Regions from separate parts of the Homo sapiens genome. Here regions 1, 3 and 4 are each linked to region 2. The links are chromatin contacts, found by Hi-C in ENCODE. All regions are on one chromosome and are shown on one strand. The core of a region is the stretch at or near the end of the contact, and the rest is flanking DNA. Distances in the headings are between cores, read along the strand shown.

Evidence for each region. A loop is a pair of places that touch in the nucleus more often than their neighbours do. Pooled maps may share reads with other maps.
Region 1: a pooled map shows a loop between it and region 2 (12-fold over the local background). The contact joins the enhancer-like site here to the promoter of PTPN6 in region 2. A Hi-C loop is called at or near these places in 1 of 50 pooled maps.
Region 3: a loop to region 2 is called in a map with no recorded cell type, with 15 times the contacts of the local background. The contact joins the promoter of CLEC2D here to the promoter of PTPN6 in region 2. A Hi-C loop is called at or near these places in 2 of 37 single-sample maps with no recorded cell type and 5 of 50 pooled maps.
Region 4: a loop to region 2 is called in a map with no recorded cell type, with 7 times the contacts of the local background. The contact joins the enhancer-like site here to the promoter of PTPN6 in region 2. A Hi-C loop is called at or near these places in 2 of 37 single-sample maps with no recorded cell type and 2 of 50 pooled maps.

Annotation. Positions count from the first base shown.
Region 1 is chr12:9,738,067-9,745,816 of GRCh38, reverse strand. No RefSeq gene overlaps it. Among named protein-coding and RNA genes, the nearest start is that of CLECL1, 8.8 kb to the right of the region's middle. RefSeq lists enhancers at 2,448-2,517, 2,538-2,607 and a cis regulatory region at 5,126-5,378. Within about 2 kb of position 6,281, at least 10 of the 41 ENCODE cell types and tissues checked have a DNase peak (open chromatin) inside an H3K27ac peak, as active enhancers do.
Region 2 is chr12:6,950,106-6,957,304 of GRCh38, reverse strand. PTPN6 (protein tyrosine phosphatase non-receptor type 6) reads right to left here and starts at 5,949. Exons shown (of 16, transcript NM_002831.6): 1 at 5,785-5,949; 2 at 5,574-5,696; 3 at 5,128-5,322; 4 at 2,311-2,500; 5 at 2,038-2,154; 6 at 1,820-1,933; 7 at 1,549-1,645; 8 at 1,084-1,163; 9 at 737-886. The coding sequence starts at 5,792. RefSeq lists enhancers at 2,433-2,582, 2,933-2,982, 3,847-4,781, 4,782-5,715, 5,716-6,651 and 2 more.
Region 3 is chr12:9,668,463-9,675,586 of GRCh38, reverse strand. It overlaps CLEC2D (C-type lectin domain family 2 member D), which reads right to left and starts at 5,874. Exons shown (of 5, transcript NM_013269.6): 1 at 5,792-5,874. The coding sequence starts at 5,852. RefSeq lists an enhancer at 1,996-2,255.
Region 4 is chr12:9,718,479-9,725,406 of GRCh38, reverse strand. It overlaps CLECL1 (C-type lectin like 1), which reads left to right. Exons shown (of 2, transcript NM_001441815.1): 2 at 2,594-2,915. The coding sequence ends at 2,781. Among named protein-coding and RNA genes, the nearest start is that of CLECL1, 11 kb to the left of the region's middle. RefSeq lists a silencer at 5,274-5,363. Within about 2 kb of position 3,551, at least 7 of the 41 ENCODE cell types and tissues checked have a DNase peak (open chromatin) inside an H3K27ac peak, as active enhancers do.

The DNA.
Region 1 (7,750 bases), core at 5,032-7,531, 2.8 Mb before region 2:
TGGTGGCATAAACCCGTAATCCCAGCTACTCAGGAGGCTGAGACACCGGAATCCCTTAAACCTGGGAGGTGGAGGTTGCAGTGAGCTGGGATCACGCCACTGCATTCCAGCCTGGGCAACAGAGCAAGACTCCATCTCAAAACAAAAGAAAAAAATATAGTAATTATTTGAAAACTAGAATCATGTTATATTCTTTGACCAAGATGGCCTTAATGTTTCCCTCAGACTTCTTTTTGTCTGTGAATCCATGATTTTTCTTTTCTTGGATCATTTAGGAAAGTAATTACAAATTCTTTCTCTGCTTCTTTGAAACATAAATCTTCTCCCAGCCTCTTTCCAGTTTTACAGCCCAGGAATGTCTTTCTCAAAGACCTGGGAGCCAGGCTTTTGGAATGTAACCATCAAGCGAGACAGTGCCCCTACTTCCGGCTTCTGTGGAAGCACAGGAACCTCACTTCAATGAGCTTCAATTAACAACTACCGATGACCTAATCACATTGACCAGAGTCCCCTCAACATGCTCTGGTCCTTTTCCACCAGCTCACTCCAGTATTTAAACATCTTCCCACTTCAGCATAATTGGATTCAATTACTCTCTTCTATTACAATGGTCTTGAATAAAATCTTTCTTCCCTGTTTAGTTTGTATGATGCAATTTTTCTTTGACAAAAAAAGTACCTGCAGGAAGAACGTAAATGTGCTTCTAGAAAATCATCACAGCCATTAGCAATCTACGATCAACTTTCCTTCAGTTTTAGTAATGGAAAGGATTTGAAGGTGAGTTTCACCTCCTTCAAGAGCCAATCTACTCTTAGATTAGTCTTATTCCTAGGGCAGTGTTTTTCTACCTGGGATGGGGTAATTTTATCCCTCAAAGGGTATTTAGCAATGTCTAGACATATTTGTGATTGTTCGACTTGGTGAAGGGTCAGTGTCAGGGTAGGTGAGATGGGGGAAGAGGCTGGCTACTGGCATCTACGGGATGAAAGTAAAGGATGCTGCCAAACATCTTACGATGCGCTGCACAGCCCCTGCAAGAAAGAATAATATGACTCAAAGTGCCAATGATGTCAAGATCGGAAGATTTTGTCTGGGGTGCAGCTTTTGGTGAACTAACTAGAACTATTAATTTTTTCATCCCACCCCTACTTGGAGACTGGAGTTACTCTAGCACCGAAGACTGCCAAGAGCCCTGCTTGACTCCTTAGCTTTTTCATCTGTAAGATTTTCTGTTGGAAAAGCAGCTCTTATTTCTGGGTTTCAGTTATCTCTTGGATTAGTATTGTTTTATTTTTCAATAGCATGTAATTTCATTGATGCCTTTATGATGGTTTGAGGCTGAGTGCAGTGGCTCGTGCCTGTAATCCCAGCACTTTGGGAGGCCAAGGTGGGAGGATTGCTTGAGCCCAGGAGTTTGAGGCTGCAGTGAGCTGTGATTGCACCACTGTACTTGAGCCTGCGTGACAGAGTGGGACCCAGTCTAAAAAATTAAATTAAATTAAATTAACGATTTGAAACATTTTGTCTAGACTCTCCAATTGTCCTCAGTGGAAAGAGGGTTGGTAATACCCTTTTTGTAATAAAAAAGCTATCCACACTTTTTGTAATAGCCAAATAAAATAACTTGAAGTCTCATTCTGCCTTTAAAAATATATTTTTCTGAGTAATCCTGAGAATTCTCAGAGGGTACTTAAAAACTTGTTTGTTGCTTATTAATTCTCTCTCTTAACTGTTGCTCCAGTCTGCTCCACTGGTCATATCTTGTTGATTTATCGCTGGTTCTGTATGATGTGGTCTTCAACCCACACTACTTTGCTAAGTTTTAGCACTCTTGCTCCCTGTATTATCCAAAGCACCAAAATAATAAAAGTAACAAAGTGTGTACCAGATGGCGGTAATTACAATAAGGATGATTAAAATACGACAATAATTATAACATCTCTATAGTGTTTCTATATGCCAGACACTAAATGTTTTACATATAATTCATGTAATCTCCAAAACGGCCCTGTGACTTAGATCTAATATCTCATTTAATATGTAACAAAACCAAGTCACAAATAATTGCTTTACCGGAAGTCTTTAAATTTCAGATCTACGCTTCACAGCCAGGCAATCTGACACTTTGGAAAAACATGACGTATTTTGACACTCAAAAATATAGGACGTTGGATGGGAATGGTGGCTCATGCCTGTAATCCCAGCACTTTGGGAGGCCAAGGCGAGTGGATCACCTGAAGTCAGGAGTTTGAGACCAACCTGGCCAACATGGTGAAAACCCACCTCTACTAAAAATACAAAAATTAGCCAGGCGTGGTGGCAGGTGCTTATAATCCCAGCTACTCGGGAGGCTGAGGCAAGAGAATCACTTCAACCTGGCAGGGGGAGGTTGCAGCGAGCTGAGATCCTGCCACTGCACTCCAGCCTGGGTGACAGAGAGAGACTCTGTCTCAAATTATATATATATTTAAAGCTGAATGCCTGGTTTCATTTTTGTCAAAGTTTATGGCAACTTCAATCACACAGGGCCCCCTACTGGCAGAACACCTCCTTTTCTTCCAGCTTGCACTGTTGCTGAAGCTTGCCTACTCACTTCCAGACTATTTAAATTCGTCTACTCTTTCCATAATTTCTGAGGGTGTTTGTCAAAAACACCAGGGATAATTGTTTAACTTCCGGAGGCAGCAATATAATAAAAACTGAGACAAAGAGCTGATGAAAACTTAAAAAAAAAAAAACTGGAAATGAGATGTCTATAGTAGGCTTCAAAATCTCCAACATATTTCTTGGAATCTTGAAGGTTGTGCAAAAGCACAGGGCAGTGTGAATGTCCAGGGCTGTATACAGGTTCAGGAGTTACCTGACAAGAACCTAAGCTCTCACCTCTGGCTGACCTCGAAGCTCAGCCTGTGCAGTGTGAATGTACAGGGCTGTAAACAGGTTCAGGAGTTACCTGAGAAGAACCTAAGCTCTCACCTCTGGCTGACCTCGAAGCTCAGCCTGTGCAGGAAGTGAAGGAACAGCACAGCGAACTGCTTGCTGAGGGTCCAGGGTGTGCCCCCAAGTGCACGCAAAGTCTCTCAGCAAAGAATGGGAGAGTGAGAGTTTTCAAACTCATGAATCGGTTTAAAAAGACAGGCAACAACAAATGTTTAAGTGAGAAAAAGACTACAGAAGTGATTTCCCAGAAAAAGGACACCAAAATGGCAAAAAAGCTTATCAAAACACTCAAATTCGTCATCAGAGAAATGAAAAAACTTAAAGGAGTCACTACACACCAACTAGAATATCTAAAATTTTTAAAGAAATAAACAGAAATAAAATCTGAGAATACCAAAGGTTGGTGAGAATTTAGATCAACTGAAATGTTCATAAACCTGAAGGAAGTTCAAATTAATAACCATCTTAATTTGGTCATCTCTACTAAAGCTGCACATCAGCATACTCTGTGAACCAGGAATTCCACTCACTCGTTAATAGAAACAAACATGTATGTGCACCCAAAGACAGGAATCAATATTCATAGCAGTTTTATTCATAATAGCCCTGAATTGGAATCAGATGTCCATCAACTATAAAATAGATAAATGTTGCAGCATCCATACAAGAAGCACTATACCCGTTACACATGCAAAAACACAAACAAATATCAGAAACCTACTGATAAGCAAAGAAGCCAAACATAAATGATCACGAGATTGTGTGATTCCATTTGTATGAAGTTTTTTAAAACCCTAGAATGACAAAGACAAACCAGCCTAACACAAATTGCTGCAAAACCTGAAAATGCTTCTTCACCGCCCATTTCAGTGTGGTTAGACCACTGATTCATCATCTCTGTTTCTTAGTAAAACTAAATGCTTATTTATGTCAATGTAACATCTTATTTCAAGTGGCACTTCCTCTCTGATGCACCTGTGGGCTGCGGTAAAATCTCATGCGTGCTCTGTTGGGGCATTTTTGTTTTGTATATCAATTGTCAGTAAATTACTTACTTATTGACATACTAGAAAATCAGCTCCCTGAAGGGAGGACATCATTTTTAATCTCAACTTCCAGTTTCAGGGAAAGCAATATAGTTTAACCATTGTATTTATAGGCTTTGGTGTCAAGTAATCTGGTTTCAAATTTCTGCTCAACTCCTATCCTTCTGTGTGACTTTGAGTGAAGTACCTTGTTTTCCTCATCAGCACTTAAATGGGATAATAAAGGTGCCTAGCTCCTACAGTTGTGATACCAGAAGACTTAAATGAGCCAATACCTGACACACACAATGTTCTTAGTAAATGTTAGCTTTTAGCTAATCAAATCATCAAACTGTATTTATAAGTTTAGTGTAAATTAAGATTGCTACTTTCATATGAATATTTCCACATAAATTAACACATTCAATATAAATCTTATAAATTTTGTATGAAATTTCATAAAAATTAATCTATTAATACAAATCTAACCCGATGTTTCTCTGAATGGAAACTTTTTGGCATGTATATATCAAGTGGCCTTGAAAACTCATTGATTAATATTCTAAATTAGGTTGCTCTTTAAGAAAACTCAATAAAACATTAAAAGTAATATATCTGATTTTTTTTCTCATAGATGTGAAGTTTTTTTGTTTTAATTCTCAAACTAACAAAGGCTACCTAAAAATTCAATAGGGTACTTTCAGGTACATTTGTAATATTCAACAGATGTATTTGTTTCTGCTTTCTCTAAAGTCTCAGTAAAAATTATATTAATAAAAACATTTAATAGAATAAAAAATGATTGGGAGCAACTAGGCATAGATGAGAAATGTCTACAAAGTTTGGACTATGTTCAGTAACTTAGGCCATAGTTCCCTGGACGCTAAAGCATCAGAGACCCTATGCACCACAGACTCTATGGTGGCTCCCATCATCCCCGTGTTCTGGTCTTCAAGCTCTTGTGTGATCTCCTCTCTTTGAATGTGGATAGGACTTGTGATTTGCCTCTAATCAATACAATACAGCAAAGGTAATGGTATATGCATGATTACATGAATGGAATGGAATGTGCCTAAGATTATAATAACTGTCTGCCAGAGGGGACTCTTTTCATGGCTGGCTTTGAGAAAGCAAGGTGCCATGTCGGGAAAGTCCTTACAGCAAGAAACTGAGGGCTACCTCTGGCTAGTAGCCATCAAGAAACTCAGGCCCTCAGTTGATGGCCCACAAGGAAGTGAATGCTGCCAGCAACCATGTGAGCCTAGAAGCAGATCCTTCCCCAGATGAGCCTCAGAGGAGATGAGAGCCACAGCCAACACCTTCACTGCAGCCTTGTGAGTCTCTGAAGCGTAGCACCTACCCAAGCCATGCCTACACTCCTGGCATACAGAAATTATGAGATAACAAATGTGCATTGTTTTAAACCACAAAGCTTAAGGTAATTTGTTATTTAGCAATAAAAAACTAATACCGTATGGGTTCAATATGGGGGAAAACTGGGGAATTAGTAGAAAATATATACAAGGAGCCCCTTGAACAACCAAACGGCAACCCTGTATGTCTACTGAAGATTGGAAGTTTATTGCCTGGCATTACTGAACCAAAAGGAGCCTGAATTCAGAGTAAGAGTCTCTAGGCAAGGCTAAGGGAGGACGTGCTTTACTAAAGACAGAGGAATTAATTGAAATTCTGAATAACAGACTTGCTTTTGAGAGGTGACAGCGTGCTGGCAGTCGTCACAGCCCTCGCTCGCTCTCGGCGCCTCCTCTGCCGGGGCTCCCACTTTGGTGGCACTTGAGGAGCACTTCAGCCCACCGCTGCACTGTGGGAGCCCCTTGCTGGGCTGGCCAAGGCCGGAGCCGGCTCCCTCAGCTTGCAGGGAGGTGTGGGAGGGAGGGGCGCGGGCGGGAACCGGGGCTGCGCGCGGCGCTTGCGGGCCAGCTGGAGTTCCGGGTAGGCGTGGGCTTGGCGGGCTCCGCACTCGGAGCAGCCGGCAGGCCCTGCCGGCCCGGGGCAATGAGGGGCTTAGCACCCGGGCCAGCGGCTGCGGAGGGTGTACTGGGCCCCCCAGCAGTGCCAGCCCACCGGCGCTGCGCTCGATTTCTCGCCGGGCCTTAGCTGCCTTCCCGCGGGGCAGGGCTCGGGACCTGCAGCCCGCCATGCCTGAGCCTCCCACCCTCTCCGTGGGCTCCTGTGCGGCCGGAGCCTCCCCGATGAGCGCCGCCCCCTGCTTCACGGCGCCCAGTCCCATCGACCACTGAGGACGACTCGCTGAGGAGTGCGGGCGCAGAGCATGGGACTGGCAGGCAGCTCTACCTGCAGCCCCGGTGTGGGATCCACCGGGTGAAGCCAGCTGGGCTCCTGAGTCTGGTGGGGACGTGGAGAACCTTTATGTCTAGCTCAGGGATTGTAAATACACCAATAGGCACTCTGTATCTAGCTCAGGGTTTGTGAATGCACCAATCGACACTCTGTATCTAGCTACTCTGGTGGGGCCTTGGAGAACGTTTGTGTGGACACTCCGTATCTAGCTAATCTGGTGGGGATGTGGAGAACCTTTGTGTCTAGCTCAGGGATTGTAAACGCACCAATCAGCACCCTGTCAAAACAGACCACTGGGCTCTACCAATCAGCAGGATGTGGGTGGGGGCCAGATAAGAGAATAAAAGCAGGCTGCCCAAGCCAGCAGTGGCAGCCCGCTCGGTCACGCTGTGGAAGCTTTGTTCTTCTGTTCTGTGCAATAAATCTTGCTACCGCTCACTCTTTGGGTCCGCACTGCTTATGTGAGCTGTAACACTCACCGCGAACATCTGCAGCTTCACTCCTGAAGCCAGCGAGACCAGGAGCCCACCGGGAGGAACTAACAACTCCAGACGCGCTGCCTTAGGAGCTGTAACACTCACCTTGAGGTTCTGCAGCTTCACTCCTGAGCCAGCGAGACCCCGAACCCACCAGAAGAAAGAAACTCCGAACACATCCGAACGCCAGAAGGAACAAACTCCAGAGGCGCCACCTTAACAGCTGTAACACTCACTGCGAGGGTCCACGGCTTCGTTCTTGAAGTCAGTGAGACCAAGAACCCACCAAGTCCGGACACAGTTTGACATCTCCTAATTGACTTCAATATCCTCGACAATCAGGCTTAAGGCACCCAAGAAGAAAATTGGAGAATTTCTCTTTGAAAAAACTGACCTGCTTCATAATAAAGACCTACAAATATTGAGATTAAGAAGAAATAAATAACTTCTGCCTGAACATCCAGTGATGTCCACTGATCCCAGACACAGAAATTCCCTTCGCTTATTTAGTACCTCAGTCTTGCATGCTGTTAGACACTTAAGGACTACTAGATATTTAGAAAAGTCTCCAATAAAAGTAAGAGATCAGGCCGGGCCCGATGGCTCACACCTGAATCCCAGCACTTTGGGGGGCTGAGGCAGGCGGATCACCTGAGGCCAGGAGTTCGAGACCAGCCTGGCCAAGATGGTGAAACCCCATCTCCACTAAACATACAAAGAAATTAGCTGGGTGTGGTGGCACGTGCTTGTAATCCCAGCTACTTGGGAGGCTGAGGCAGGAGAATCGCTTGACTTGAACCTGGGAGGTGGAGGTTGCAGTGAGCCGAGATTTTGTCACTGCACTTCACCCTGGGCAACACAGCAGAACTCCGTCTCAAAAAAAAAAAAAAAAAGATCAAAACAAGTACACATAAGATGAAGTTCAAATTAGAATTGATCGTAAAAATGAAAGAAAGACTTAAAATATTCTTATAATTCATAATCTCA
Region 2 (7,199 bases), core at 4,700-7,199:
ACACCGCGCTGAGGAGCGTGGCTGGGAAAGACGTAATTCTCCCTCTAGGTCCTGGAGGAAACAAGACCTGGATTCACAGAGGAGGCAGCGCTCCGGCTGTGTCTTCAAAAACGAGGCATCTGCCAGGCAGAGATAGTGTGGAGAGAGTCATTTCCTAGCAGAAAATGAGCTTGTGCAAAGAAAGGCTGGGAACCTGAAAGAGCTGGGGCTGCTGGGGGCGGTGAGCCTTCAAGAGAAGCGTGCGGGTCAGAGGGAAGCCACCAGACCTTGAATGCCAGGCCTTAGAGTGCGACTTTATCCCAAAGGTGACCAGGAGCCATGGAAGAGATTTCAGAAAGGAAGGAACTTGACCCAGTTTGTGTCACGGATGGGATCACTTCAATGGCAGCACAGAGGGTGCTGTGTAGGGGGAGCCTGCAGGGTAAGGGGCAGACTCCAGAGAGATCTATGGGGCAGGGAGGACAGGAGGGGCCTGGATGCAGACAGGTGGGGCAGGGGTAGGAGGAAGGAGGACAGCCTGGAACCTGGGTCTGGAGCTCAGAAGAGCCCAGGGATGCATGCAGGGATCTGGGGGTCACGTTGTGTAGTCGAGACTTTGTCACTAGCCCTCAGTTTCCCAACAAGGGCCGGACCCTCACCCCTGAGATCCCTTTCTGCCCTGGCATCTGACTGCTCTTCGACTTAATGGCATGACCACAAGCACGGGGGCGGATGCGGGGAAGGGGGGGCGCCCTACCCGGCCTTTCTCCACCTCTCGGGTGGTCATGACGATGACACGGCTGTTCTCCTGCCACGCCATCTGCCAGAAGTCATTGACCGTGGCCTCCAGACAACCCTGGCTGGCGATGTAGGTCTTAGCGTTCTCATCAGGGCCTAGCAGCTGGTTCTGGACGCAAGCGTGGAGAGACGCACCCCAAGACAGTGAGCCCCTTGGCCCAGCACAGGCCCTGAACCACTGCCACCCTCACCCATGCAAGAAGCCAGCTTCGGCTTTGCCCAGCTGTCTCTGGATCTAGGGTCCCCCCACCAGACAGGGAATTCCCAGGGCCCAGCCTCTCCTCCCACGTGGCCCACACTGCTGACCTTGATGTAGTTGGCATTGATGTAGTCGGACCCGGGGATGTTACTGTCCCGTCCCTGCAGGATCACTCGGCTGTGGTCAACTGGGAGTGGGCGGAGAGGAGGCGAGATGGTCTGGGTTAGCCAGGGACTCACCACACCTGGGTCAGACCCTCCTGAGCTAACAGGCCATTCTGGTCTCAGAAGCCATGAGGCTTGCGGGGGACTGTGGGCAGCAGGGGTGGGGGATCATCTGTATGGAGGGAGTGAGGGAGTTCACAAGGAGGTTGGGAGCAGGGGGCAACCTGCCTGCTGGTGGTGGGGAGGCACTTCTGGGAGGAGTAGAGGCCTTTTGGAGAAGGGGGAGGCTCTGTGGGGGGTGTGGGGAGATGGCCCCTCCTGGCGTGGAGGGTGGAGACCTGTGAGATGAGGGGAGGCAGCTGGGGCAGGGGCGGTATCCTGGGTGAATGGGGCAGCCTGGGTGCTCACAGGGGAGAATGTTCTTGTAGCGGTTCTTGCCCTTGTTCTCTGGCCGCTGCCCTTCCAGACGCTGGTGCAAGTTCTTCACCTCCTGCTTCTGCAAACTCTGAGATGTGGGTGGGGAAATGAGCATCAGCTCCCAAAGAGGGCATCCATCGGGGGAGCTCACGTGGGGTGGGTCAGGAGCAGAGGTGGGCAAGGAGGGGAAGGTGTCCGCCTGGGGCCCCAGGCCGCTGCCACCACCTCAGCTGCCCCAGCCCTGCCGGTCCCCACCATGCACCTCAAACTCCTCCCAGAAGCCAGCCTTGGCTGTATCCTCGGACTCCTGCTTCTTGTTCAGTTCCAACACTCGGTTCTCAATGTCAGCCGCATTCACCCTCGTGGCATAGTACGGCTGGGGTGGGGAAGAGCGAGAAGTCAGCAACTCAGAGATCCCAGAAGCTCACATCTGGGGGACAGCTCAGGGGAAGTGGGGAGGCAGCTGGGCCCACCCCTGACCTGCCGCAGGTAGACAAAGGCGCCTGAGGCCTCCTCAATCCCCGTCTTCTTGAAATGCTCCACCAGGTCCGTGAGGCTGTCGAAGGTCTCCAAACCACCCACTGTGTAGCGTCCACCCTGGGGGGAGCCAAATTAGGCCATTCACAGGACTTGAGTCTCCCTCCCTGGGTCCCCAGCCTTGAATTCAAGCCCAGGCAGACCCTCCCTGCCACCCACACTGTGGTCACAGACAGGAGCCTCAGCAGAGGCTCCCCCGCCGCCTGGCTGCCTTACCTCGCACATGACCTTGATGTGGGTGACCCTGAGCGGGGAGCCTGGGCCAGCCTTGGGCTGGTCACTGAGCACAGAAAGCACGAAGTCTCCAGGCTGGCTGAGGCTCTCACGCACAAGAAACGTCCAGGGCTCGCCCTTGGCCTGCAGCAGCGTCTCTGCCTGCCCGCCAGACATGTGGCCATGGTACCACCTAGAGAAGGCAGCGTCAGGGAAGGTAAGACCCAGGCCACAGGGGAAGGCGCTGAGCAGAGACATTCACAGAGAGGGGCCGGAAATCAAGCACCTACTGTGTGCCAGGCACTGCGCTACATGCTTCCAAATCCACCACCTCATTTAGGTCTCTCACAAACATGCTGAGAGCTAGGTATGATATTACCCCCATTTTATAGATGAGGAAACTGACGCTGAGCTGTTACTCACTGGCCTAGGGCCCTTGACTGACTCTAGGGCAAGCTTCCAGAGCTCTGTTGCCCAGGCTGGAGTGCAGTGGCGCGGTTACAGCTCTCTGCAGCCTCGACCTCCCAGGTTCAAGCCATCCTAGCCTCCAGAGTTCTAACCGGGCTTCGAACCCAGAGCCCACCTCTGAAAGGCAGAAAGGCTGGCAATATTCAAAATATTTGGAGGAGAGAAGCTAAGGATGAATCTCCGTGAAGGATGGGACTGTGCCCCAGCAGAGACCAGAGGCAAAGAGAAACGCAGACCGAGGCCACACCACAGGGAGTGGTGGGAGATGGACACACAGACTCAAGTCACAAGGAAGGCGGATGGGGTGCGCTCCGCCAGGGAGGCGGGGAAGACAACCCCACTGGGGAAAGAGTGGTGTAGGGGGTTCTGGGGTGCCCTGGATGATGTCACTGAAGGGGAGCCCAGGGTTCAAACGGATTTGAAGGGGCTGTCAGGGCAGAAAGCAGAACTAAGCCCTTTCCCCGAAGCACACCCCTTTCCCAGGAGGAAACTGTAGCCCCACAAAGCCCAGCCCCACAGGAAACCACGTGATGGAAAAAACACAAAACTCCTTCTGGGGAGAGAGTGAGAAGTGAGGTTGTGAGGTTTCCTCAGCCCAGGGACGAGGGGAGGGCGGGCAAATTTTCCAACCGCAGGGATGGGGGGAAGGAGGGGAGGACCAGTCTGTCCCAACCCATCTCACCCCTGCCCGGAGGTGACTCCAGCCGAGAGACCCCCAGAGCCTCCTAACCCCACTGGGCTACTTCAGCCCACCGCCTGGGGACAGGCTAGGACCCCAGGTAGCGGGGAGGGGGCTGAGCCCCTTCCCTCAGGCCCCAGGATGAGGAAGTCTCCATGCAAATGTCAGGCTGACCACAGGAAGCGCAGAGCCACCGAGGGACAGATGCAAATTCTCGCAGAGGAGGAGGCGCACAGACAAGGCAGAGGACACAGCAGAACCTGGGAGAAAGAGCCTCTCACACACTCCCAGGCTCAGGGGTGACACTGGCTCCTGGGACGGGTCACCCAAAAGGGCCTCCAGTGCGGCTTCCCTGGTCTTAACCTCCCGCCCCGGCACTGCCCTCCCTTCCTTCTCTCTCTTCTCTCTTCTCCTTGAACCCAGGCCTCAGCCTCCTCTGCAGGGGCCTCCTGGGGCCCTGCTCCTCTCTTCCACCTCCAGGCACTGGTCAGCCCGTCCTCCTCTCCTGGCTGGAGGCAAGGAGAAAGAGAGGACATGAGCTTTAGAGGGTCTCGGTGCCAAAAGCCCCCTGAGTGTTGCGGTGGGGAAGAGGAAGGGCAGGGGGCAGACACGGAGCCAGCCATGTGAGGCTCACAGAGAGAGGGAAGGCCTTGAAGGAGGCCGATCCAGGAAAGGAGGCCTCCCAGGTGGGCCACAGGGCTGCACCGTGACCGAATCCAGCTCTAAGTTTCAATCAGTGCCTTGACCAAAAATATTGATGCAGTTTGGAGGCCCGAATCTCAGAGAGGCTGCAAGCTGGCAGGAGCAAGGTTCCCGATCATTTCAATAACCGATCCATGAATGCAGGGATCCACGGCAAGGGCAAGTCGGCTTGGCCCAGGGGTGCATGTGAAAACCCCCTAGCGTTATTCCGCTGCCCTTTACTCTAAGGGGATCTGGCATTGAGATGCGGCTGCTGAAAGGAGCCATGGTGTCATGAGGAGCATTCAGAGCCCCCAGCCCCCAGCCCATGCCTTTGGGAGACCACAGGAGGAGTCGGGGAGGCCACAGGAAGGAAATGCCTGGAGTATTACTCTGTGCCCGGGACAGCGTGAGACACTTTACACAGGTGAACACTTCACATCGTGCTCTCAATGATCTCTGTTTGGGCCGGAGACCTATTTGACCCCACAGGACAGACCCATCCCCACGGGGCGGCTGGGACAAGGCATCAAGTGTCTTGGCAAGCATTCATCCCCATCTTCACCCCAGTGTCAGCTCCTCACTGTCCTAACATGTGCTGGGGTGAGGGGCAGACGGAGGAAGGCAGGCTCGATTCCAGAGGAAGAAGAGCTTTCTAACAACAGAGCTGGCCTGCACGACATGCTGGCCACCAGCAGTGGCCTCCCTGTCTCCAGTGGGACCTGGGTTGCAGCGGCCAGGGCTCCCGGAGTAGGGCGAGGCAGCTTTCTGTGGCTTCCTCGGGGTTAGGTGGAAAGGGTGGTAGGTTAGGCTCTGAGACACCAGGTCCCAGGACAGCAGGGAGGAGGGACATTGAGAGCCCCAGCTGGTGCAGGGAGGGGAGGGGATGGAGGGTAGGCAGCGCCGGCTGCCAGTCTCCCTGCCTCCCTGGCTGTTCAGGGTGGGAGCCGGCTCATCCCTGCTTGGGAATGGCGGGGGTGCGGAGCCCTCACCTCTCACTAGTGGGATCGGAGCAGTTCAGCGGGTACTTGAGGTGGATGATGGTGCCGTCGCGGTCCTGCAGGACACCCTGCTGCTGAGTGTAGTACTCCACCAGCTCTGTCAGAGTCGCAAACTTCTCCCCTCCATACAGGTCATAGAAATCCCCTGAGTTCTGGATCCGAATATGGGTCACCTGATCCCCCACCCTGCAGGGCACCAGGCGGTGAGGCCAGTCGGTGCAGGAGTAGAGGCAGGAGGGCAGGGATCGGCTGAGGTCCTGGGTGGGGGCACACATGGGCATGGGTGGGCACAGACAGGGATGGGGAGTGTGGGGGTTGGGGGCAAGGGAACAGACGGGGAGTCAGCACTGCCACGGGGAACCAGGAATGAGTGGTTCAGGGCCTGGATGGCACAAGAGAGTGGCCAAAATGCCCGGGGTTGCGGGGGGCCCACCTACCTGACGGAGAGCGAGAAGTCACCCTGGTTCTTGCGACTGGGCCGAGCCAGGAAGCTACCGTGGACACCTCGGCCCTTGAGCAGGGTCTCTGCATCCAGCCCACTGAGGTCTCGGTGAAACCACCTGGGCGGCCCAGGCAGGGCAGTGAGGAGGGGTCCCGTGGGCACCAGGCACCCTTGCCTCCTGTCTACCGTGGGTGGCAGGCCCTTACCTCACCATCCTGGGGGCTTCCGGAGAGGAAGGGGGCGCAGGGAATGAGGAGGTGCAGCTAGTCTGGGCAGGCAGAGAGCTCAGGGACTAAGCCTCAGATGCAGCTCCCAGTGCCGGGCCGCCTCACCACCCCCGGTGGTCCCAGTTCTGGGGCTGCCACTCCACTGGCCTGGGGCAGCCGGCAGGGCGGGGACAGGAAGAGGCGCGGCCGACCCCTTGGGGGAACTCACTTGTACTTCTCGTTTTAGAGCACAGCAAGGGAAGAGAAGCAGAGCAGGGTGGCACTGGGGGTGGGGACGGGGCCCACTTCCCACACGTCTGCAATCAAAGGCTCAGGAGCATGGCATTGCACATATGTGACAACACATGCAGTAAGGACACATGTGTGCCTTGCACACTCCAGGCCCAGATAATACTTCACGCATGCGAACCCAGACGGTCCCACGGCATCTCTCCCTCCTCCACCAGCTGCTTTTACGCAGCCCTCCCTGGCCCACGCTAATAACAATGATGGCGGTGACAACTGTCATCGAGTGAGTCCTGCTGGATGCCGGGCGCTGTGCTATAATGGCGTTCACATGCCTTGTCTGATTGGTTTCTCACCACAGCCCTATGAAACAGGGGCTATCTTTATCATTTTACAGACAAGGAACCTGAGGCTCAGGGAGTTTAAGGCATTGCCTGAGTCCATCAGTGAGTCAGCTGCAGTGCCAGGATTCAAACCCAGACAGTCCGGTTCCAAAGCCAGTGCTTTGAACTCCTATACACCAGCCCTCAGGGCTTCAAAGAACAGAGATTAAGAGCCTCCTTGTCCAAAGGGGCTGCCATGGGAGCAGGAGACTAATAGTTAAGACCTTGCCAATGCTTGCAAGAGAGAAGGGTGCCCTCCTCTAACCAACATATGCAGTTTGTCCATGCCACTGTGGCAGAGGGATGGACAACATGACCCTGAGCAGCCCTGTCAACATGGGTCCTTTCTAATTCTTGTCCCTAGGCCTCTGCCCTGCCCCAGCACTCCCACCAGGGGGCCTATCTCCTGGGGGGCTGGGGGACAAGGTCCTCACCATGGCTGATTTTCTCAGGGCTGGTTGATCTTAGAGGCCCTAAACACTAAGGTATATGATGCTGCCTACCTGTAATTCCAAATACAAACATCAACACCGCCAAACCAAAACGAGGAAAAGCAGCTCAACAGGGGATACATAAGAAACACATATTGGTGGCTTCCCCTAGGGAGGGAAACTGGGTGGCTGGAGGACAGGGCTGGGGGAGACACTTGGTTCTCTACATACCTTTTTGAATGTTATATGATGGGCATGCATTACCTTTATAAAAATAAATATGCTAACTGGGAACAATTTCTGGGAAACTTTTAGGGTACAGGGAAGGCTCTTTGTCTCTATCTGGATGCTGTTT
Region 3 (7,124 bases), core at 4,625-7,124, 2.7 Mb before region 2:
AAGTTAAACAACTGATACTACCTGACTTCATGATTTACTCTAAAACTACAGTAATCAAGACAGTGTGGTATTTGTTAAAGAACAGACAAATAAGGCTGGGCGCGGTGGCTCACGCCTGTAATCCTAGCACTTTGGGAGGCCAAGGCAGGTGGATCATGAGGTCAGGAGATCTATACCATCCTGGCTAACACGGTGAAACCCCGTCTCTACTAAAAATACAAAAATTAGCCGGGCGTGGTGGCAGGTGTCTGTAGTCCCAGCTACTCAGGAGGCTGAGGCAGGAGAATGGTGGGTGAACCCAGGAGGCGGAGCTTGCAGTGAGCCGAGATTGCGCCACTGCACTCCGGCCTGGGCAAGAGAGTGAGACTCCGTCTCTTAAAAAAAAAAAAAAAAAAGGAATAGACAAATAAATTAATGAAAAAGGATAGAAAGCAGAGTAGCAGACTAAAAAGAAATAGACCCAGATAAATATAGTCAACTGATCTTTCATAAACAAGCAAAGCAATACAATTAAGAAAAGACAGTCTTTTCAACTAACGATGCTGAATAACTAGACACCCACATACAAATAAATGAATCTAGGCCCAGATTTTACATTTTTCCCCAAAATGACTCAAAATGTATCATAGTCCTAAAGGTAAAACACAAAACTGTAAAACTCGTAGAAGATAATATAAGAGAAAGCCTAGATAACTTTGGGTATGGTGATGACTTTTTAAATATAATACCAAAGGCACAATCCATGAAAGAAAGAACTGATAAACTGGACTTCATTAAAACTAAAAACTTTCAACCTGCAAAAGACATAATCAAAATAATGAAAAGACAAATTATTAATATCATATGTCTTTTGAGAATTGCAAGTTAAAATAATGAGATATCATTACATATTACTTAAGTGTTACATTAAAACATTAACAATATCAAATACTAGCAAGGATGTGGAGCAACCAGAAGTCTCATGCATTACTGGTAAGAAAGCGAAATGCTACAGCCACTTTGGCAGTTTCTTACAAAAGAAAACATACTTGAAGGGAGGGGCCAAAATGGCCAAACAGAAACAGCTCTGGTCTGAAGCTCCCAGTGAGATGAATGCGGAAGGCAGGTGAATTCTGCATCTCCATCTGAGGTACCAAGTTCATCTCATTGGGCAGCTGGTGCAACCCACAGGAAGCAGGAAGAAAGCAGGTGGGGTGTCATTTCACCCAGGAGCTGCACAGGGTGGGGAGACTTGCCTCCCTGAGGTAAGGGAAGTGGCGAGGGTCTGTCCTACCCACCAGGTGTACTATGCTTCTCCCACAGATTTTTGCAATCTGCAGATCAGAAGATTCCCTCATGAGCCTACACCACCAGGGCCCTGGGTCTCAAGCACAAACCTGGGCAAACCAATGACAGCCACTCCCATTGGTGGCTGTTTAGGCAGGCACTGAGCTGCAGGAGTTTTTACATACTCCAGTGGTGCCTGGAACTCCAGTGAGGCACGAGAACCATCCAGTCCCATGGAAAGGGGGCTGAAGCCAAGGAGGAGAGCCCAGCAGTCTCAATCAGTAGGTTCTACTCCCATGGATCCCTGCAAGCTAAGACCCACTGGCTTGAGATCCCTGCTGCCAGCAGAGTAGTCTGGAGTGTGCCTGGAATGACTAAGTTCCTGGGGGGAGGGGTGACCACCATTAGTTGGCGGTTTGCCCCTGACAGTGCAAAGGAGCCTGAGAGGTTTGGACTGGGCCAGATTTCCCACAGTGCAGCAAACTGGCTGTGGCAGGTTGTGGCCAGACTGCCTCTTTAGGTGGGACCCTGAGCCATCCCTCCTCACCAGGCAGGTCATCCCTGCAAGAATTCCAGCAGCTCTGGTCAGGGGCTTACAGACAGAACTCTCATCTCGCTGAGTCAGAGAACCTGAGGGGAGAGGCAGTTTCAGGTTCAGCAGACTTATCTTTTCTGCCTGCTGGCTCTGAAGAGACCAGATGAACCCGATGAGTGGGATTCCCCCAGCACAGCACACCAGCTCTGCTAAGGGAATGTCAGATTCTCTACATAAGCGGGTCCTTGATCCCATGCCTCCTGACTGGGTGAGACTTCCCAACAAGGGTCACCAGACACCTCATACAGAAGAGTTCCGGCTGGCATCAGGCCAGTGCCCCTCTGGGGCAAAACTTCTGAAGGAAGAAGCAGGCAGCAATCTGCTGTTCTGCAGCCTCCACTGGTGATACCCACGTGAACAGGGTCTGGAGTGGATCCCCAGCAAACTGCAGCAGACTTGCCTCAGAAAGGCTGACTGTTAGAAGATAAACAAACAAACAGAAAGTAACAACAACAACATCTACAAAAAAGACTCCACAAAAACCCCATTCAAAGGTCATCAGTCTCAAAGATCAAAGGTGGATAAATCCACGAAGATGAGGAAAAAACAATGAAAAAACGGTGAAAATTCCAAAAGCCAGAGTGCCTCTTCTCCTCCAAATGATCGCAACAGTTCTCCTGTGAGGGCACAGAACAAGGCTGAAGCTGAGATGGATAAACTGACAGAAGTAGGCTTCAGAAAGTTGGTAATAACGAATTTCGCTGAGCTAAAGCATTATGTTCTAACCCAATGCAAAGAAGCTAAGAAGCATGATAAAAGATTACAGGAGCTGTTAACCAGAATAACCAGTTCAGAGAGGAACATAAATGACCTGATGGAGCTGAAAAACACAGCACGAGAACATCATGTTGCAAACACAAGTATCAATAGCTGAATTGACCAAGCAGAAGAGAAAATATCAGAGCTTGAAGACTCTCTTGCTGAAATAAGGCAGACAGACAAGATTAGAGAAAAAAGAATGAAAAGAAATGAACAAAACTTCCAAGAACTATGGGACTATGTAAAAAGACCGAACCTACCACTGACTGGAGTACCTGAAAGAGACAGGGAGGATGGAACCAAGTTGGAAAACACACTTCAGGATATAATCCAGGAGAACTTCCCCAACCTAGCAAGACAGGCCAATATTCAAATTCAGGAAATCCAGAGAACCCCAATAAGATACTTCATGAGTAGATCAACCCCAAGACACATACTCCAAGGTCGAAATGGAAGAAAAAATATTAAGGGCAGCCAGGGAGAAAGGTCAGGTCACTGACAAAGGGAAGTCCATCAGATTATGAATTTTGAGTGCTACAATATGCCAATGTAGGTTATTAATTGTAATAAATGTACTGCTGGTGAAGAATGTTGATGTTAGAGACTGCTATGGTTTGAATGTGTCTCCAAAGTTCATGTGTTAGATACTTAATCCCCAATGCAATAGTGTTGAGAGGCAGGTCCTTTAAGAGGTAATCAGGTCATAATGTCCTTATAATGGGAGTGGGTTTACTATCACGAAAGTGGATTTGTTATAAAAGCAAGTTTGGTGCCTCTTGCTCTCTCTCTTTCTTATGCATGTGCTCTCTTGCCCTTCCAAATTTTGCCATGGGATGATGGAGCAAGATGTGTTTCTCAGTCTTGAACTTTCCAGCCTCCAGAACTATGAGCCAATAGATTTTGTTCATTATAAATTACCCAGTCTTGGGTATTCTGTAATAGCAGCACAAAACAGACTAAGACAGAGTCTATATATGTGTGGCAACAAGGAGAAAATGAAAAAAAAAACTACCTTTCTCACAATTTTGCTGTGATCCCAAAATGGCTCTAAAAATATGGTCTTTAAACAAAACAAAAAAGAGCAAAAGGAAAAAGGATATACTAGCAGCAGATCTTACAAGAATATCCAAATTTAAAGAGCCATCAAACCAGTGGTGAATTTAAATTTCCCTCCTCTAGTATCACTGCCCCGAACTTAATACAGCCAGAAACATGGAATTGAGCCTCTGTCAGCATAAAGAGAGGGCTCCAGGAGAAGCACTAGAGGTATGGTCTGAGGAACAGAAAAGCAAACTCCTATCTCAAATAGAGTGTGAAAATACCACGTTTATTTTTTCTCCCCCTCTTGTCTACATTCTCATGTGCCTCAAACCTCAGGCAATCTGATGATGGTAGGGGAAACTACAGCAACATGCAATAGCCAAAACCTTGAGAAAGGTTAATCCTCGGCCGGGCGCGGTGGCTCACGCCTGTAATCCCAGCAGTTTGGGAGGCCGAGGCGGGCGGATCACAAAGTCAGGAGATCGAGACCATCCTGGCTAACACGGTGAAACCCCGTCTCTACTAAAAATACAAAAAAGTAGCCGGGCGTGGTGGCGGGCGCCTGTAGTCCCAGCTACTCAGGAGGCTGAGGCAGAATGGCGTGAACCCAGGAGGCGGGGCTTGCAGTGAGCCGAGATCGCGCCACTGCACTCCAGCCTGGGGGACAGAGTGAGACTCCACCTCAAAAAAAGAAAAGAAATCTAAAGTCAATCCTTTCCATTCAGTTGAGCTGTAGCTCCATGAGAGTGGGGCCAAACCTCTTGCTTTTTTTTTCTTCTTTCTCACTGTCCGTCTGCCACATGAGCTTAAAGATGCAGCTATAATTGCAGAAGTATATGGTTCATCAGAATAAAAGGAGGCCCGCATTTCTAGCTGGAGGATGGAAAGGAGAAGCCCCTGGGAACCTGAAAGTACGGGTCAGATGGTGAAGAGGAAGAAACTTTAGAAAGAGACCCATGAACATTATTCATAAACTCCTGGATTCACCTGCCCCTCAACTTATGCATGCCTAGATATGGTTCTAATTGGCACACTAAAGATGCTAAGACCTGAACTAATGAGTAGAGCATTGCACAGTTCCCAATTTCACCCCTGGTTGATGCACATGTCTGAATAGCACTACAAAGGCTTTCAGAATGGAACTGACATTGGAACCAGATCCCACAGATTGTCTTCATCTCACCAGGGTGATTGCTTGCTAAAACAATAGTATCAATATACTCCAAAATTTAAATAAGATCCAGTCTAACTAAATATTTGTTCAAAATGTTCAAATTACAATCCAAAATTACACAGTATATGAAGAACCACGAAAATGTCAACTTCCATGGGGAAAGAAAACACAAGCCAAGGAGGACATGACAGAGATGTTGGAACTATCCGACAAACAGTTTAAAGCATTTGGTATAAAATGCTCAAAATACCCAATGAATGAAGAAATAAATGAAGTCATTTAACAACATTTAGAGTTCATCTTTTTCTGCCTCTGAATTACCTTTTCTCCAAATTGATTACCTTTTAAGTTGGGAGGAGAAAACTCCAAACTTTTAAGTCCTAAGTTATAAAACCTTGATATTCCCTAACTGTGGCAAAAGTCATTTTTTTCACTTACTAAAGCATCATATAAAGCTATATATATATATATTTCCAGTGCATCCAATGTAACATAATTCCATTAGAATGCCCTACTAAGTTTCTACTCAACCTTTGTTACTTTTTTGATTTGTAAATGTCCTTTACATACTATTTTCTACCTTTTCTCTCTTAAGAGCTTCCATGATAGGTTTTCTACCTATGTAATAATGATGGTATCTTGTATCTGAGTAACACTTTAGAGTTTGTATAGATTTTTTTTTAGTGAAATTAACTGTTATTTTCAATCCTAAACTTAACCTTATCTCATTGTCTTACATCTTTCTCTCATTGTTCCCTCTCCTTAGTTGTTAGAACTGGGAATATAAATATATGCATGTTTTACACAAATTATAAGCCAATTTATGGACTCCCACATTCCATCTCTTATCCTTGAAAACTTTTTACTAGATCAGCACCTTTCCTGTGTGAGCCCATCACTACCACTACCTTCCCATTCCAGTCCTCACACTTACTCTGTAGAGCCCAGCTTCTTACCTGGGTTTGCAGGCAATTCAGATGGTGTAATGTCTTTCTCCACATTGTTACTGTCATGCATTTTGCCTCCAGTTTCTATGAGTGATCTAAACCACAGTCTCTACGTTTTCAACCCCAAGAATGATTCAAAACAAAACAAAAAAAAAGCCCAACGACTAAAACGTGTAAGTGTGTAACCGCCCCAGTAACTCAAAATGTCAAGCCTTTAAGTTAAATATAGCTAGAGGAACAAATGAAGCATAAATTGTTTCAAAAATCAGCTCATCACAACAGAATAAACTGGTGTTTGTAAGAATTTTAAAAAGTTGAAGCTACTTCTCTAACAGTATTTTGGTTACGAAAGAAACTAATGTTTGATAACTTAAAATTTCTTTGACTATTAAAAATTATAATTGTATTTTGTGCGGTACAAAGCAATATTATGATAGAAAATAAGAATTTATTGAAAGGAAGGAGTTGGCTCTCAGAGGAAATGAATGTTAGGTAAGTAAAGACAACAGCAATTTTAATCTCAAATTAAAATTCATTCCCAAGAGTTTACGCTCATTCAAAAAATATCTTGTTTTCAATTTCTTCAAGATATTTTGGGAATTTGCTGCTATGGCTGCTACAACAACTTTTCAAAAATGGGCTTGAACGGTGTGCAGCTTCTGTGCTCCCTCTGGCATGATCCAGGAGCACAGAGGCTCTTTAGCAGCAAGAGCTTCTTGTCAGATGTGTTGATTTCTTGTATATAAATGCCAGTAAGGGCACCTTTTACTAAAATATAATTTATAGTAATGTGCACAAATCATAAGCATACAACTAAACACATTCATTAAAAATATAACATGTAACAAGTGCCTAGATGAAGTATATCTTAAAACCACGTAAAACAATACCAACACGCTATGTGCCCTACTCATGTCCTGCAACGCTCATTACCCCAAATACAATCTCTATCTTAACTCTGACAACATATTTTCCCTGCTTTTGAATTCTATACAGTAGCCCCCCTTACCTGTAAGAAATAAGTTCCAGATTGGACAGCTATTGCCTTTATCAAATAGAAATGAAGTTGCATTAGGACTGAGTTCCAGTTTCTGTAAGATTTTATATATCTTTTTCTTTACTATTTCATCATTTCTAGTTTGTCCTAGGACCTATGATAAAGCCTTCTAGTAATTCCATCTGAGAACCTGCTTTTTATCAAAGCTGCTTCTCTTTCTTGGAAGTTGAATTTGGTTTTGTCTCCTGAACAACATGTGATTGCCAAAAGTTCAAGTCTGTTTTTCACATAGTTCTTCCTAACCTCCTTTCCTGTGAAATTTAATAATTTGAAAATTGCTTGAGA
Region 4 (6,928 bases), core at 2,302-4,801, 2.8 Mb before region 2:
ATTATACACTTACTCAGAAAGGGTTTGATTTAGGTGCATTATATCAGTCTGAGAAAGAACTTTATAAGCTAGGCAACAGTATGAACTTAATTTGTAAGCAAGACCAAATGTTTTTTGAAGATATGTTGATTACCTTATACTTTTATGCTTATCCAGATGTTTGCCATTTTTTATGTTCTCCCTTGAATAATATTCAAGTTCTCATTTAGAAACATTGCGCATCAGCCTGAAAAACTTCCTTTAACATTAGCTATAGTGATTATCTGTTGTCAAGGGGTTCTTTTCATTTTCTGAAAATGCCTTAAATTTGCCACAATTTTTGGAAGATTTTTCACTGGATATAGAATACTTTGTTGACAGTTACTTTTTCCTTTGACAATTTAAAGATATCTTTTACTGTATTCTAGCCCCCATAGTTTATAATGAGGATGAGGGATTTTTGTATAATTGTTTTCTTGCAGGTAATGCACAAAAACTGTTTTCAAGATTTTTATCTTTGGCTTTTAAGTTTGACTAACTTATTCATACATATGAATTTCTTAATATTTACCTGCTTAGGCTTTGCTGAGCTTCTTGAAAGTGTAAATTTATGGATTTAAGCAATTTGGAAAAAATTTCAATTATTGTATCTTCAACTTGTTTTGCCCTAATCTTTCTCTTCTCTTAAGTTTTGGGACTTCAATTCTAAATATGTCATATGTTTCAATATTATTCCACAAGTCCTTGAGGATCTGAAAATTATCCAACATTTTTCTTCATATTGGACAATTTCAAGTTCGCTAACTTGTTTTCCTGTTAAATCTTGCCTTTAAGTATGTCCAGAGATGGTTTTTATATAAAATGTTTTACTATATTTCTCAATTCTAAATTTCATTTGGCTTTTTTCCTACTGTCCTTCTTTGCTGAGGTATCCTATTTTTTCATCGTTTGAAAGCATATTTTCTATTATGTCATTAAGCACAGTTACAACAGCTGCTTTAAAATATTTGCCTGATACTTCTAACTTCCACATCATCCTTATATTGAGCTGCATTGATTGTCCTTTTCCTTTAGAATTGGTCATATTTTTCTGGTTTTTCATGTAAGGCATTTGAGATTATATACTATACATTGTGAAAGTTATATGGAGAAGTCTGTGTTTTCTCACATATTCCTCCAAAAAAAGTGAAAGTGTTTATTTTCCTTTCTTTTTTTTTCTTTTTCTTTTTCTTTTTTTTTTTTTCATGGAGTTGCTTTGTCACCCTGGCTGGAGTGCAGTGTGACATGATCTGGGCTCATTGCAACCTTTACCTCCCAGACTCAAGCAAGTCTCTTGCCTCAGCCTCCCGAGTAGCTGGGGTTACAGGCACACACCACCATGACTGGCTAATTTTTTTTTATTTTTTGTAGAAATGGGATTTTGCCGTGTTGGCCAGATTGGTCTCAAACTGACCTCAAGCAATCTGCTTGCCTCAGCCTCCCATAGTGTTGGGATCACAGACGTGAGCCATTGCACCTGGCCAATTTTCCTTCCTTAGCAAGCAATTGGTGTAGTTGGACTTAAATTTAAATCTCTATCTTTGGGGCAGCAGGTCAAGTCTCAGTTCGGTTGTCTTGTTCTTACCATAACCTGGCTTGTGCTTGCATCAGTCAGAGATTTGGGGAAAAAAATTGTACACACAAGTTAGAGCACCCCCTCTATGTTTTTGATTTTATGGAATTGATTCTTCATTTTCAGCATCTGTGGTTTCTCTTAACTCTGTTCTCTGGTTATTCAGGTGAGAAAGGCTGCAGGTTTTTTAATGATGTTTTACTCACTCTACATGGGACTACAATTGGCCTAAGGCTAACAATTGTAAAAATGATAAACTTTTGCCCTGCCATACCTTCTTTGAAGTGTCATCTCCCCTCTAGAATCTGTCTGGCTTTGTTCACTCTTCAATGGCTTCAGGTCATGTGTGTGCGTGCGTGTGTGTGTGTGTGTGTCTGTCTGTCTCTGTGTGTAAAGAATATTTATTTACAGGAATACTAAATTATTGGTATATCTAGAATACCCTGTATCATCATCTAAATTTGCTGGGAAATATTATAAATTAGAACTAGCTGTTAAGAGCACATTTTTAGATGTCAAGATCGTTTTGTGTGATAATAGAGATGAACCTATTTGATTTTGGGGGACTGCCTATAGCACAAATTTTGCTTGTGAATAACTATACTAGTGTGATATAAACTCCCAACATTTCTGATGTGTTAGTAGACAACTAATTAAAATTTCTAATTTCTATTCTTCCTTTAAAGTTTTTAGTTCCTTGAAGCTTGGATGTTCATTGTTTTATCCTAGTGTCTGGTGCATTTCCTGGCTTATAGAAAACATGATATATTTTTAAAAGGATAAATTAAATGGAAAAAGGATGGATGAGTGAATGAATTAATGAATATACACATGACTTCAATTCTTTTAATTTTTTTTCAAATGTACCCTGGAACAAAGCACATACTTTTTTCAAAGAAAGCTTAGCACATAATATAACCAAATTTGAGACCCTTCAATTAGTATACATTATTAGGATACAGTTTTACATTGATTTTAATTGCTTATCTTCCTTTCTTCCAGTTTCTTTCAACTTTTCTACTGTCCATAAATCATGTCCTGCCAAAGACTGGAAGGTGCATAAGGGAAAATGTTACTGGATTGCTGAAACTAAGAAATCTTGGAACAAAAGTCAAAATGACTGTGCCATAAACAATTCATATCTCATGGTGATTCAAGACATTACTGCTATGGTGAGATTTAACATTTAGAGGTGACAGCATCCCCCACACTGGCAGTGAATTTTTTGTGCTACAAACTTGGCAAAAGTCTGTGAAAAGAAGTTTCAACTTCATGTGTTATTAACTATACAAATATTAGTTGAATGAATTGTTGAATTACATGATTACCTTTGAGGTTTTTTTTTTTTCCGGCTAGGAGGAGGGGAAATTCATTTTATGTTTTATACCAAGCTCTTCTCTCCAAGGGACCATTGCTTCTTAGCAGATTTCATTTTAAAACTTAAGAAATTGAGTATATGATCTCAGCACACATGTTTATTGCAATGCTCATAAAGGCTGTAGCCAGGTATCACAGCAGCTGAAATTAAGGAAGATTTTGTGAGAAAGGGAAGGCAGAACAGTATCTCTTACTTAGATTTAGTATTTCCAGAGGATAGCTAACATTTAGCTAACTCTGCCTTAATTTAAATTGAAGTTTTGCTGAATGGAGGTTGGACACTATTTTAAACCTTCTCAGTGATAAGGTCAATGTACATGTTAAATTACAAATATTAAATAAGGGTTCTCATGGGGCTCAGTATGTTAGAATCACAAGCTATGTCAGTAGCTCAGTTTCTGCAAACCCTGTGGCTAGCAGTGCTTTACAAACCTGGTTGAACATGCGCCATCTGAAAGAACTTAGAAAAGGGCAGCTGTTGAGACATCTGAGGGAAAAAGTCCCTCTTGAGTGTCACAGAAATCCACACCAAGAAAAACTAAAAGAGAAGTAAACTATTAATATCTTCAGTGAAACTAGTGTTACCCCAAATGTCAAACTGTAAGGCTCTGTCAGGCGCAGCAAACTATGAGCCAAATCAAGGATGGAATTAGGAATTGATAAGAGACCTTTGTTTGTTCTTCTAGAGCAAATTTTAATGAACAAGAAAGAGGAAGCAGGGAGTAACTAAAAAGCATCTAAAAAGAGTGTTGTCTAAAGAATCAACAATAAATAATAGCTTGGAGCCATTGCGCAATGAATGACTTCACTAAGAATCTCATATATCTCCTGCTCACAGTCAAAGGGAAAAATGTGAAAATGCAGAAAAACATGTCTCTCAGCAAACAGTAAACCAGATTTAGGAGAACGGTGATCTAAGACAACACATTTTAACGGAAACTTACTTCCTCCAGTTTAAGCTTTACCTCTTCACATCATTCCTAAGTAAATATATGAGTCAGACACAATTGTTCCCTTTCAAGAATAAACAAGACTCTAAAAGGAATTAGTGTATGATTTATGCATAAGCATGTCCCTTTCTAAACATCTCCCAAAAAAGAAAAGTAAAAAACAGATAAAATATGTTACAGAAGAACATTTACTCCAATAAATATAAAATCATTTTCTAGCGATTATTCTCAAGTTCTCAAGTAAGTTAAAGTTAAAATGGAAAAAAAAAAGGATTATTAGTCCATCTAGGGTATCCAAGTGTCATCATATGGCAAATAAAATAAGAAGTATGAAGGAAAAAGGAGAAGGAGGGCAGAGGGGCAGGGAAAGAGGCATAAAAAGAAGTAAGGGAGATGTGTGGCTTTCATTTCCATGTTGCAGATATCTCAAAGAAATGCTGCTACCCCTTCTATAATGGAAAATAGCCAAATTAACTTCTCAACATTTTCAAATCCATTGAAGAATGAACTCTGTAGAACAACCAGCTGGCCAAAATCTATGGTGACAGGCACATGCGAGAGAGAGGAAACACATCCTTGCTTATTTAGGATAGACAAATCCAACACCAGATACCAGTAAGAATTCAGCCAGGATAATTGAAAGATGGATTAGGGATAAGTGTAGGGTGGCAGAACAGTGTGAAGCTCCTGGGGTCTGCAGAAATTAGAAAATCCCACCACCTCTCCCAGGCTATTTCTCTACAAACTCCACCAGACTCTCACAGAAATGACTGGAGAGAAGCAGAAATTCTTCATGTCCATTGTGATGCAGACCTGGAGAGAGAAAACAGTGATAATACAGAGGTGGCGGCTGGGCGCGGTGGCTCACACCTGTAATCCCAGCACTTGGGGGGCCAACGTGGTCAGATGACCTGAGGTCGGGAGTTCGAGACCAGCCTGACCAACATGGAGAAACCCCGTCTCTACTAAAAAATACAAAATTAGCCGGGTGTGGTGGTGATGCCTGTAATCCCAGCTACTCGGGAGGCTAAGGCAGGAGAATCGCTTGAACCTGGGAGGCGGAGGTTGCAGTGAGCCATAATCGCAGCCACCGCACTCCAGCCTGGGCAACAAGAGCGAAACTCCATCTCAAAAAAAAAAAAAAAAATACAGAGGTGGCATGAAATTCCACAGAGTACCTTCTCCCCTATCTGCTATCTACACAATAAACTAAAAGACCTACTGTGTGTGCTGGGGAGAAGGGCAACAAACATCTCTGCCCTTAGGGAACTGGGGGAACATCGTTGCAGGTGGGAGAAAGTGCCAAGACACAAAATCTGCTCCTGTAAGAGGGGCAGGAATACACACTGGACCAACGACTATATCCAGGGTAGGGGCAGAGACCTGAGCAGGCCAGGCACTAACATTACAGGCACTCACTCAGTGCCTAAGACTGAGTCATAGTGAGAACAGCCATCACCCCTTCCACTCACTGCCTTGCACTACCAAGATAACATTTTCAGAAAAGGAGTAAAAGAGAATGCTGCTGGAAGAGAGACAGAAGAGAAATAAGAATGTGCCAAGTAATCTTCTCCAAGGCACTGTGAAAATGGAAACTAAAATGCCCAGGATGAAGAAGACATTTTTCTGGCAAACAAATCTCCAGATTAAACACCAGCTGTCATTACAGGAATTTAAAGTGTGTGAAACAATGAGGATAATCACAGCAAGAACAAATCACAAACCCAAACCAACTCTTTTTAGTTTGGTTGTATTTTTAGAGACAGGATCTCACTCTTTCTCACCCAGGCTGTCTGCAGTGATGTGATTATAGCCCACTTGAACTCCTGGGCTCAAGGGATCCACCCCTCCAGCCTCCAGAAGGCCATGCACCACCACGCTCTGCTTATTTATTTATTTAGAGATGGGCATCTTGCTATGTTGCCCAGGCTGTTCTCTTTCTTTTTGTTTTGTTTTTGTTTTTGAGACAAAGTCTCGCTCTTTCGCCCAGGCTGGAGTGCAGTGATGCAATCTCGGCTCACTGCAAGCTCCACTTCCCGGGTTCACGCCATTCTCCTGCCTCAGCCTCCCCAGTAGCTGGGACTACAGGCGCCCGCCACCACGCCCAGCTAATTTTTTGTATTTTTAGTAGAGACGGGGTTTCTCCATGTTAGCCAGGATGGTCTCGATCTCCTGACCTTGTGATCTGCCCGCCTCAGCCTCCCAAAGTACTGGGATTACAAGCGTGAGCCAACACGCCCAGCCTAGGCTGTTCTCAAACTCCTGGTCTCAAGGGTTCCTCCCACGGCACCCTCATGAACAGTTGCTATTACAGGCATGAGCCACCGCACCTGGCTCTAACTCTTAATGATTAACTCAAAGCCCACATTAAAGACCTAGGAGAAGGACCTGTGTGCACATTTCCAAGTACAAAAGCATTTTAACTCAATTCCCACTGTCCTACACAAGATGAAGATGTACAACTTTCAACAAACATGTAAGAGGTATATGAAAAGACACACACAAAAAAACCCAAGACACTCTTGAGAACAAGGAGGGACATTCCATAATAATAAAGGAGTTGTATTAATATGCTAGGGCTGTTTCAATAAAGTATCACAGACTAGGTAGCTAAAGCAACAGAAACTTATTTTTCACAGCTAAAGCCTAGAAGTCCAAGATCAAGGTTGTTGGCAGGTTTGGTTTCTTCTGAGGCATCTCTCCTTGGTTTTCAGCTGATCACCTTTTTGCTGTACCTTCAAATGGCATTTCTTCAATGTGTGTACATCTCTGATGTCTCTGTGTATCCAAATTTCTTCTTGTAAGGACATTATCAGATTGGATTAGGGCCCACCGCAATGGCCTCACTGTAAGTTAATTACATCTTTAAAGGTTGTGTCTCCATATACAGTCACATTCTGAGATAGTGGCGATTAGGACTTCAAAATATGAATTTTGGAGTAGTACAATTCAGCCCATAATATTCCACTCTCTGGGCCCCACAGCCCATAACAAGGGTCAATTATAAACG